Linked DNA regions of Homo sapiens: region 1 is linked to region 2. Evidence: chromatin contacts called from ENCODE Hi-C or POLR2A ChIA-PET data. All regions are on one chromosome and are shown on one strand. Each heading gives the region's core, a stretch centred on a gene start or an enhancer-like site at or near the end of the contact. The rest is flanking DNA. Distances are from core to core; before and after follow the strand shown. Region 1 holds the start of DUSP7 (dual specificity phosphatase 7). Region 2 holds the start of IP6K2 (inositol hexakisphosphate kinase 2).

Region 1 (4,247 bases), core at 1,484-3,983, 3.3 Mb before region 2:
CCCCGGACAGGGACAGCTCTGGTCTCTTGCCATGTGACCATAGGCGAGTTCCTGCCCTGCTCTGGGCCTTGTAAGTCTGGGATTGAGGGTTCTTCCCCACAGTGAGAACCAAGACTTAGGGCCTTTCCTCCAACCTCCTCCAACCTGCCCGGTGGGGGCCCAGGGTCCTGCTGGCACATCAGGGGCTGGTTAATTTTCCTGCCAACCCTTTGCTTCCACTGTCACCCCCTCTCCACATGCTCCCCCTTCTCCTGCACTCATCCAAATCTGCCTCTCTTTACCTCCTTGTTAGAGGACGCCCTCTCCTCCTGCTGCAGGAGCTTTTCACACATTCTCACAGATCTCTCCTCCAGGGTGTATCCCCCACTACAGGAGTCTAAAGGGAGAGAGACAGGAGTCATTGCAGGCTAATGTGAGGGATGGCGGGACCCCTTTCCTCTCTCTAGGGTAGTTCTTCCTCATGCCTGGGTAGTGGGGGCTGGGGAGGCTCAGAGGAGGCTCCCATTTCAGTTGTTCCCTTGCTAGTGAGAGCAATGGCCCATTCCTCACCAGGCACTCAGAAGCGAGTATGCTTCAGCGCCGTGGGACACGCGCCCAGTCTCACTTGAGGACAGCATGAGCCTTCTGTTGATGTGACTCTGGCCTGCCCCTCAGGGATGTCACCCTGACTTATTGGGCACTTGACACCTTCTTGAGCTACCATGGACCCGTCTGGGGAGGGAACACCAAGACCAGTCTCTGCCCTAGAGAAAGAGGGGTCTGTGTTCATCCTGTGGTAGGCCTGGGAGAGCACCCAGACCGGCATCCAACCCCATGGTGGAGCAGAGGGGAGAGGTAGCCAGGCCTGAGTGGAGGATGGAGGCTCCACTGTTGTCACTCCGGCTCCAGGCAGGCTGGTACTCAGGAGGCCCTCAGCAAGGCTTGCTGAGTGAATGGTGCACTGCTCAGCAGCTCACCCTCCCCTGGGAGTTTGCTCAGGCCTCTTTTTTGAGTGCTGCCTCCATCCCTGACAAGCAGCATCCAGCCTGCCAGCCGAGAGGCCTGTCCTCAGACCACGTCCTCCCAGCCGGATGGATTCATAGACGGATTGGGCTCAGTCCACACTAGCACTCTCCTACACTGGGAGACCCAAGGCCCAGAGGGAAGAACCATACTAAGGTCACAGGACACACCTGCAAGTGGCAGGACAGAATCTGGGTCTTGGCATCTTGGGCCCTGGAAGCTCTTTCCACAGGCCCAGGACCCCCAGGACAACCTTGGGCGGAGAGTTGCTTCTCCTTTCACACTCTGAGAATGTGACTGTGGGAGAGACCCCTGCTCCTTTGGGATACAGCCCTGTGGCCCAGGATGAAACTCTTCCGAAAGACTATCCCTCGCTTGAAAGACAGGCGGGGACTGCTCCTGAGTCACCCCTTTTCGTGCCTTCTGGTCAGAGGTTAGCGGAAAGCTCAAATCCTCGGGGTTCCAGAGGCCGTCCCTCAAGCACCACCGCTCCCCCAGTCAGGGATGGGGGCAAGGTGTCTCAGAGCCGACCAGCCTCGGGCGGAGTCGGGGGGTTAAGCCCCAAGGAGGGGCACCCCGCCAGGCAAAAGAATGGACCAGATAGACGGCAGGGTCCAGCCTCAAGCTGCCACCCTGGCTCCGTAGGGAAAGCACTGCAGGTCCTACGCAAGCGCGCCGCCTGCGTCTAGCCGCTTTGTTCTAGCGCTACCTGCGGGTCCATTCACCTCCGCTGCCCCGCCTGCCTGCAAATCGACACACAGGGCGGGCGGAGGCCCCGCCCACTTCCCCGCCCTGGGTGGAAACCGCGGCGGGCCCCGCCTCCCTCCGCCACCGCCTCTTTCGGCCAGGATTGGCCATCTGCATGGCAGGCGCCCGCCTACCGCGGAAGTTGATTGGTCCGTTGAGAGGGAGGCAGGGGAAGGAAAGCTGATTATAAAGGAGCATTCCCCTCCCACCGGCCCCGTGGAAAAAGTCACGTGGCGCTTCACTGGGCGCCTGTCACCACCCCGCTTGTAAAGCTTTCTTAAAGGGCTCGCGATCCCTTCCCAAAGCTGGTCCTTTCTAGGATTTCTCCACACCTGCCCACGGAAGGTGGCACGGCCCTGAGTCTTCCTACCCCGCCAGTTGCCCAGGTCCTGATTTCCCATCAGGCCTGCTGGCGTGAGACGCTCTCCCTCAGGTCTGGAGCCTGTGACCGTCAGGGGAACGATGAGGTCCTCTGAAACGGTGACCGCCTAGCACAGTGCCTGGCACGTAGTAGGCGTTCAGTTCTCATTTGTTGAATGAACTCGATGACAGAAAAAATGAATGGGATGACAGGCGGGAGGAGGAGAGGTTGCTCAGCTTGACCATCCCCCCCACCACGCCCCGTCCCAGGAAAACTATGCTGTTGTGAATGTGGGGTGGGGGTGCCAGGCATAGGACGCCCCCAGGGCCTCTCTTCCCGCAGTGTCCAGAAGAGCTTGGGAGCACGCGCAGAGTGAACCCATGAGGGCGTCTAGGCCGGGGTCCCTAGGCGGATCGTAGTCAGCTCCGAGCTAGTCCAGGGGGCAACGGTGCGGAGGCGGTGGGGGAGGGCCCCGCCGCTGGTCTCCCGGGCTCGGGTCGCGAGCGCGCCCGCATACCCCGTGGGGAGGGGCGGTGGAGGCGCTGCGCCTTTAAGCCCGGGCGCCGGCCCCCGCGGCCCCGCCCCCCGGAGAACGCCTCGGCGCGCGGCCGCCGGAGCCGCCGTTTAATTGGGGCTGTCAGGCCGCGGTGCGCGCGGAGGGCCGGGCGGGCGGGCGGGACGGAGGCCGGGAGGCCGGGAGGCCGGGGCGGCGGGCGCGCAGCTCGGCGGGAGGCGGGCGCCCGGAGACGCGGCTGGGGCCCGCGCGGCCGGGGCGCCGTCCCAGGGCAGGGCTGCCCGGCCCCGGCCCCGGGCCGCCCGCGCTCCCCATGAAAAACCAGCTCCGCGGCCCCCCAGCGCGGGCGCACATGTCGACTTCGGGGGCGGCGGCGGCTGGGGGCACCCGGGCGGGGTCCGAGCCCGGTGCGGGGTCGGGGTCCGGCGCAGGCACCGGGGCGGGCGCGGCGACGGGGGCAGGGGCCATGCCCTGCAAGAGCGCCGAGTGGCTGCAGGAGGAGCTGGAGGCGCGCGGCGGCGCGTCCTTGCTGCTGCTCGACTGCCGGCCGCACGAGCTCTTCGAGTCGTCGCACATCGAGACGGCCATCAACCTGGCCATCCCGGGCCTCATGTTGCGCCGCCTGCGCAAGGGCAACCTGCCCATCCGCTCCATCATCCCCAACCACGCCGACAAGGAGCGCTTCGCCACGCGCTGCAAGGCGGCCACCGTGCTGCTCTACGACGAGGCCACGGCCGAGTGGCAGCCCGAGCCCGGCGCTCCCGCCTCCGTGCTCGGCCTGCTCCTACAGAAGCTGCGCGACGACGGCTGCCAGGCCTACTACCTCCAAGGTGAGGGCGGCACCGAGACGCCTTACGGGATCGGGGCCCCCCCGCGACTCCCTGACGCCCCCCTTGGAGGCGCTTTCCTCTCCACGCGCTCGGCCTGCCCCTCTGGGCGCCACGTCGTCCCCGGCCCGCATCCGCCCTCCTGGAGCCGGGTCCCCACTGTGTGGTTTGGCAGGCGCGGGGCTCCCTCTGCGCCCCCTTTCTCGGCACGATTCGAGTGGGTGGAACAAACTTTCCCCTGCCTGGGGTTTCCTTTTTTTTCCTGTTGATGGGGCGACAGTAGTGCCTGGGCTCCAGTGGAGCCCCTCAGAGGTGGAAGGCGCCGCCTCCCAGAACCCTAAAAGCGGCAGGGCGCCCAAGTCCAGCCTAGAATTCGTGTTTCTGGAAGGCCAGGATCAGGAAGGGCACCTTTCATAGCACCATCCTCACCTCCAGCGCATGGAGACCATTTGGGTTGGGGTCTCCTGGATCCGGGAATTGCTTCTTCCACCGGAGAATTGCCGCCTCTAGGAGGCGCTTGGGGCAGGGTATGGGCAGGCTCCATTGCCCTGGCCCGGGTCTCTCGGGACCCCCAGGTCCCTAGCCTGCTGCCCCGGAGCTTGCAGAAGGGAGAGGTAGCACCGGGGGGCGAGTGGCTGAGGCCGGTGTTTCCAATTAACATTCCAAAATGGCCTCTTGCTGGCAGCGGGGCGGGCGGGAGGGGAGGGGAGGCCTGCGGCACCCTCGGGCGCAGGGCCCATGCCTCGCTGCAAGGGGCTCCCCATTTCTCCTGTCCCTGTATCGCCCCAGTGGCCCT
Region 2 (4,333 bases), core at 612-3,111:
TGGTACTGAGTGCTGGGGGCAGAGTGGGGCAGGTTACAGTCTGAAATGAGGGGCTCTGAGAGCTGGGGTGCAGCTCTTTGGAAATCTGTGCAATCCAGGCATGGGAACAACCATAACTCATACACTGTGCAGGAGAGTGCATGGGGTGTGATGTGTGAGGAACACTGGGAGATTGAGCAGCAAGGCCAAAAGCTGGCCGGGGAGATACAGTCGGGGGGGTGATAGGGAATTATGAAGGTCCTGATGTCTCTGGTTTTCCCTTGGGGAGGAAGTACTCCAGGGTTCTGAGCAGGGAATGGGAGGATCTGACTCATGTATTCACAGGCTGATGTGTGCAGAACAGACTGAAGGCATCAGGGGCAGCAAGAGGAGACCAGGAGGCAGCTGTGACATTGCACTCAAGAGAAATGGTGGCAGTTTGGACTCAGTGAAAGGTATGGAGGTGGCAAGAAGTGATTTCATTCTGGGTAGATGATGCTGATGGAGACAGCAGACCTTCCTGGTGCACTGAATATAGATGGGAAAGAGAGTAGTCAAGGGGTACTTTGAGGTGTTTGACTTGAGCAATAAGAAGGGCTGAGATGCTATCACTCAATTTGGGGAAAGTGGGGTGAAGTAGGTTTGGCGGATGAGCCAGTGTTAGGGTAGCACAAGTTGCGTTTGAGATGCCAGCAACTGGAAGTCAGAGTGCAGATGTCTAGTTGACAGTGGGACTAGTGAATCTGCCACTCAGGAAGGGTCTGGACTGGACAAACACTTTTAGGAGTGATTGACATGTAGGTGGCATTTGAAGTCATGAGCCTGGATAAGATTTTGGAAGAGTGAGTGTAGACAAAGAGAAAACACACAGATGAGAAACTGGTGAGACTGGAGGAAACCAGGAGGACATGGAGCCCTGGAAACCACATGCTAAGGTGAGAGGAGCTGCTCACAGAAGTCTCTCCTATCCACTGTTATAAGGTCAGGGATATTTATTTATTTTCCTTTTTTGTTCACTGCTGTATTTCCAATACCGAGTGTAAGTGCTTAATAAATACTTGTTGAATTAAAAAGTGTATGAGTGAATTTACACCTTTGCAAATGCCCAGTACACAGGGCTGCAACATTGTTCTCCTTTACAGAAAGAGCAGAGATCAGGTAGGAGGCTCTGCCCATTCTCAGTGGCACTAACCCTCTCCTTTGCCTTTCACAGCTATGCTGACATTCACTCAGGTGAGAGCCCTTCTGTCCAACACAGGCCCAAGACAAATGAGCCTCAGACAAGCCCTGTGGTGTGGTGCTTGGTGGGAGCTGGGTTGGGCACTGGGTCATCCACCAGTCCCCAGAAAACTCTATGGCCACTTCTCTGTCCACCCTTCCATATCTAATAATCTGTCTGTCTGTATCTATAACCATTTCTTTGTCCACCGTCTACAGGCACTCTTTTGTCCCTCTTTCCGTCTATTCACATCCAGTCTTCTGTCCATCTGCTAGAGTGACCAACTTCCCAGTTTGTAGTGGACTGTCTCTGTGTTAGCATTGAAATTCCTGCATCCTGCGAAATCGCTCACTACTGAACAAACCAAGACTGTTGGTCAATCCATCTGTTTCCCAGGTATCCTGCTGTCCATCGGCCCGCAGCTAGTCTATCCACCCAACCGCCCGTCAGACCTCCGGCCCACCCTCCCAGACGGAGGACAATGCTCCGCCCTCTCTGGCCCCGCCCCCAGTCACCGCCTTTTCCGGAAGCTGCTGCAGCGAATCCTGGCACCCTAGCAACAGCGCCTTTCAGGCTGTCCAGTCCGCGTGCGCAGCTCCTAGGACGAGCCAATAGTGAGGGGCACCGGGAGCGAGGTGCAGGGGGCGGGGCTCGGCCTGGCCGCAGCCATTTTGGTGCGAGAGAAACAATAGGACGGAAACGCCGAGGAACCCGGCTGAGGCGGCAGGTAAAGCTCGCGTCCTATGGCCCTAGTGCCCGAGGAGCTTTGAGGGAGATTTTTTCAGGCTACTGGGAAACGGGATCTCTGATCATTGGAGTCTCCCAGGTTATTTGGGAAAGACTTCTTCCGTGGTCATTGTGGGGGAAATCTCCCGGGGTCCCTGTGGATTCGATTTCCCTGGGTCATTTGGGAGGAGGGTTTTTCTTCTGATCATTGGGGGAGGGATTTCCGTGGTTTTGGGGGTCCAGCATCCTCCCCGGTCATTGGAGGGGGTCTCCCGGGTTTGGGGGAGGGCAGGATCTTTCCTGGTCATTGAGATCTCCCCGGGTCTTGGGAAGCGCAAGATCTACGGTGTCATTGAGGGGTCTCCCCAGGTCATTGGCGGCCACGATCTCCCCAGATATTTGGCGGGTGGAGGGGTCTTCCCGGATCTTTGGATAGGGAGTCAGCTCAGCGCCTCAGGTACTGTTACCTGGGGTCGGCAGATGTGCAGCCATTTTGAGTGTTGAATGCCATTTGGGCCCGTCAGATGGTGTTCGATGAGGGAATCTACACACTTAACCTTATTATAGAAAAAATGCCTTTAAATGGATAAGAGGACACCTTTATAGTGATATTTCCACTCTTTACGTTTGATTACAGACCGCTTTTGTCTTTTGCATCCTAATGGCTTATTTCATTTTAGGATTGTATTCGTTCTCATATATCAACTAAGCTACACTAGCAGAAAAGTGAGTGAAAATAAAATGTAGAAACCAGTAAAATCCAGTGCTCTTAAATACCAGGGAAAACAGAACTAGTCACTGCTTGGAATTAAACATTTCCGTAGCAGAATGTACACAGAACAAAAAATCATCTTGAATAGTTTTAAGAAAAAGTACTGGCACTTTGGAACGTGGTAACAAAAATGTTGTAGATCATCGGTTCTATGATATTTTTAATAGAGGACCATGATTACAGTAATTTTGTTGAATTCTAGTGTTTAAAATGTTTGCTGTATTTGCAGTTGTAGCCAGGTAATATTTTAAGTGAACTAAGATGCTTATTTATATAGGTTGTTGCTGTGGGGTTTGTATAATTGCATCGTGTAACTTGGGTGTTAAGTATTTAAAGAGAAGCTTCAGGGTGTTGTTTTAACTTTAGCCACTATCAGAGTTAGAAAGGGCCAAATGAATACTTTATCACATTTGACATAATAGGCAAATTGATGGCCTAGTAACTTTTTTTTTTTTTGAGAAAAAGTTAAACTGTTAACTGTCATTTAAAATTTTTTTTCTATTTTCTGTGGTCTTGTCTGACATTGTCATTTCGATAGATTTACCTGCTTTGTGACTTTAGAATTCACAGGCATTGTTAGAAATCAAATGGAGAATCACTTGAGCCCAGCAGTTCAAGATCAACCTGGGCAACATAGCAACACCCTGTCTCTACAAAAAAAAAAAAAAAAAGAGAGAGAGAGAAAGAAATGAAATGGATAAGAACACTGACTAGAGTTAATACAATTGTAGAAACTAGCTTTTTGTTTGTTTGGTTTGTTTTTTATGCAGGGCCTGGGTAGGGAGGGAGCAAGGCAGGGACCTGGGAGATCTAGAAATCAGTGTAACAGATATAATAGATTTCTTTTGTGTTTCAAAGCTTCCTAGGTGACAGACAGGTACACTGTATGCTAGCCCTGTATCTGTCTGAGCAGTGGAATGTGCCAGGAAAGAAGGAGCAACCACTGACTGATGAACCTTTGCCAGTCTCCCTTCCAAGAGGGATGCCAGAGCCTTCTGTAAGCTCCTGAGATGTCACTGGTATCTAGGCAACAGGGATGAGCCTGAACCTCCCTGAGGCCAGCTTACTGAGGTGAAAATTTTCCATTGTTTGGCTCATAAAGAGGATGCACTGGGGAAGAATTTTCCCTTTAAGTGAAGTTATTTCACCTAGTGGGATAATCTTGGGTAACAAATTGAACACACTCTTATACATTAGAAAGTAAGCAGATGATTATTCTCATGTTATTACATTTTAAAGCATGTTTTTGTTTTTTTAAATTATGTTTTTGCCTATTTGTGTACCATATAATAAAAGTAATAAGAAGTAGTTGTGTTTTACAGTATATTCTGGTGGCAAGGAAATGTCCTTCTCTCCAAAAATTGAGTTTAGAGCCCACTTCAGGATTTGGAGAAGTCAATTTGCCGAGATGATGCACAGTTGATTTGGGTCTGTCATCCATAACCAGCTTCAGTAGTTACTAATTCCTGGCCAATCTTGTTTCATCTACACTGTGCCTATCCCCATCACTGCCCTACTTTTTTTTTTTTTTTTTTTTTGAGACGGAGTCTCTCTCTGTCGCCCAGGCTGAAGTGCAGTGGTGCGATCTCGGCTCACTGCAAGCTCCGCCTTCCGGGTTCACGCCATTCTCCTGCCTC

The links. Hi-C counts contacts between places; a loop is a spot of excess contacts on that map. ChIA-PET counts read pairs that join two places held with the same protein, here RNA polymerase II (POLR2A). Pooled maps may share reads with other maps.
Region 1: a pooled map shows a loop between it and region 2 (15-fold over the local background). The contact joins the promoter of DUSP7 here to the promoter of IP6K2 in region 2. A Hi-C loop is called at or near these places in 5 of 50 pooled maps. POLR2A ChIA-PET finds 5 or more read pairs at or near these places in 2 of 52 experiments (Caco-2 and OCI-LY7).

What each region holds. Positions count from the first base shown.
Region 1 is chr3:52,055,057-52,059,303 of GRCh38, reverse strand. It overlaps DUSP7 (dual specificity phosphatase 7), which reads left to right and starts at 2,733. Exons shown (of 3, transcript NM_001947.4): 1 at 2,733-3,454. The coding sequence starts at 2,938. RefSeq lists silencers at 1,673-2,032, 2,433-2,812, 3,013-3,072, 3,393-3,442, 4,153-4,222.
Region 2 is chr3:48,714,749-48,719,081 of GRCh38, reverse strand. It overlaps IP6K2 (inositol hexakisphosphate kinase 2), which reads left to right and starts at 1,861. Exons shown (of 6, transcript NM_016291.4): 1 at 1,861-1,925.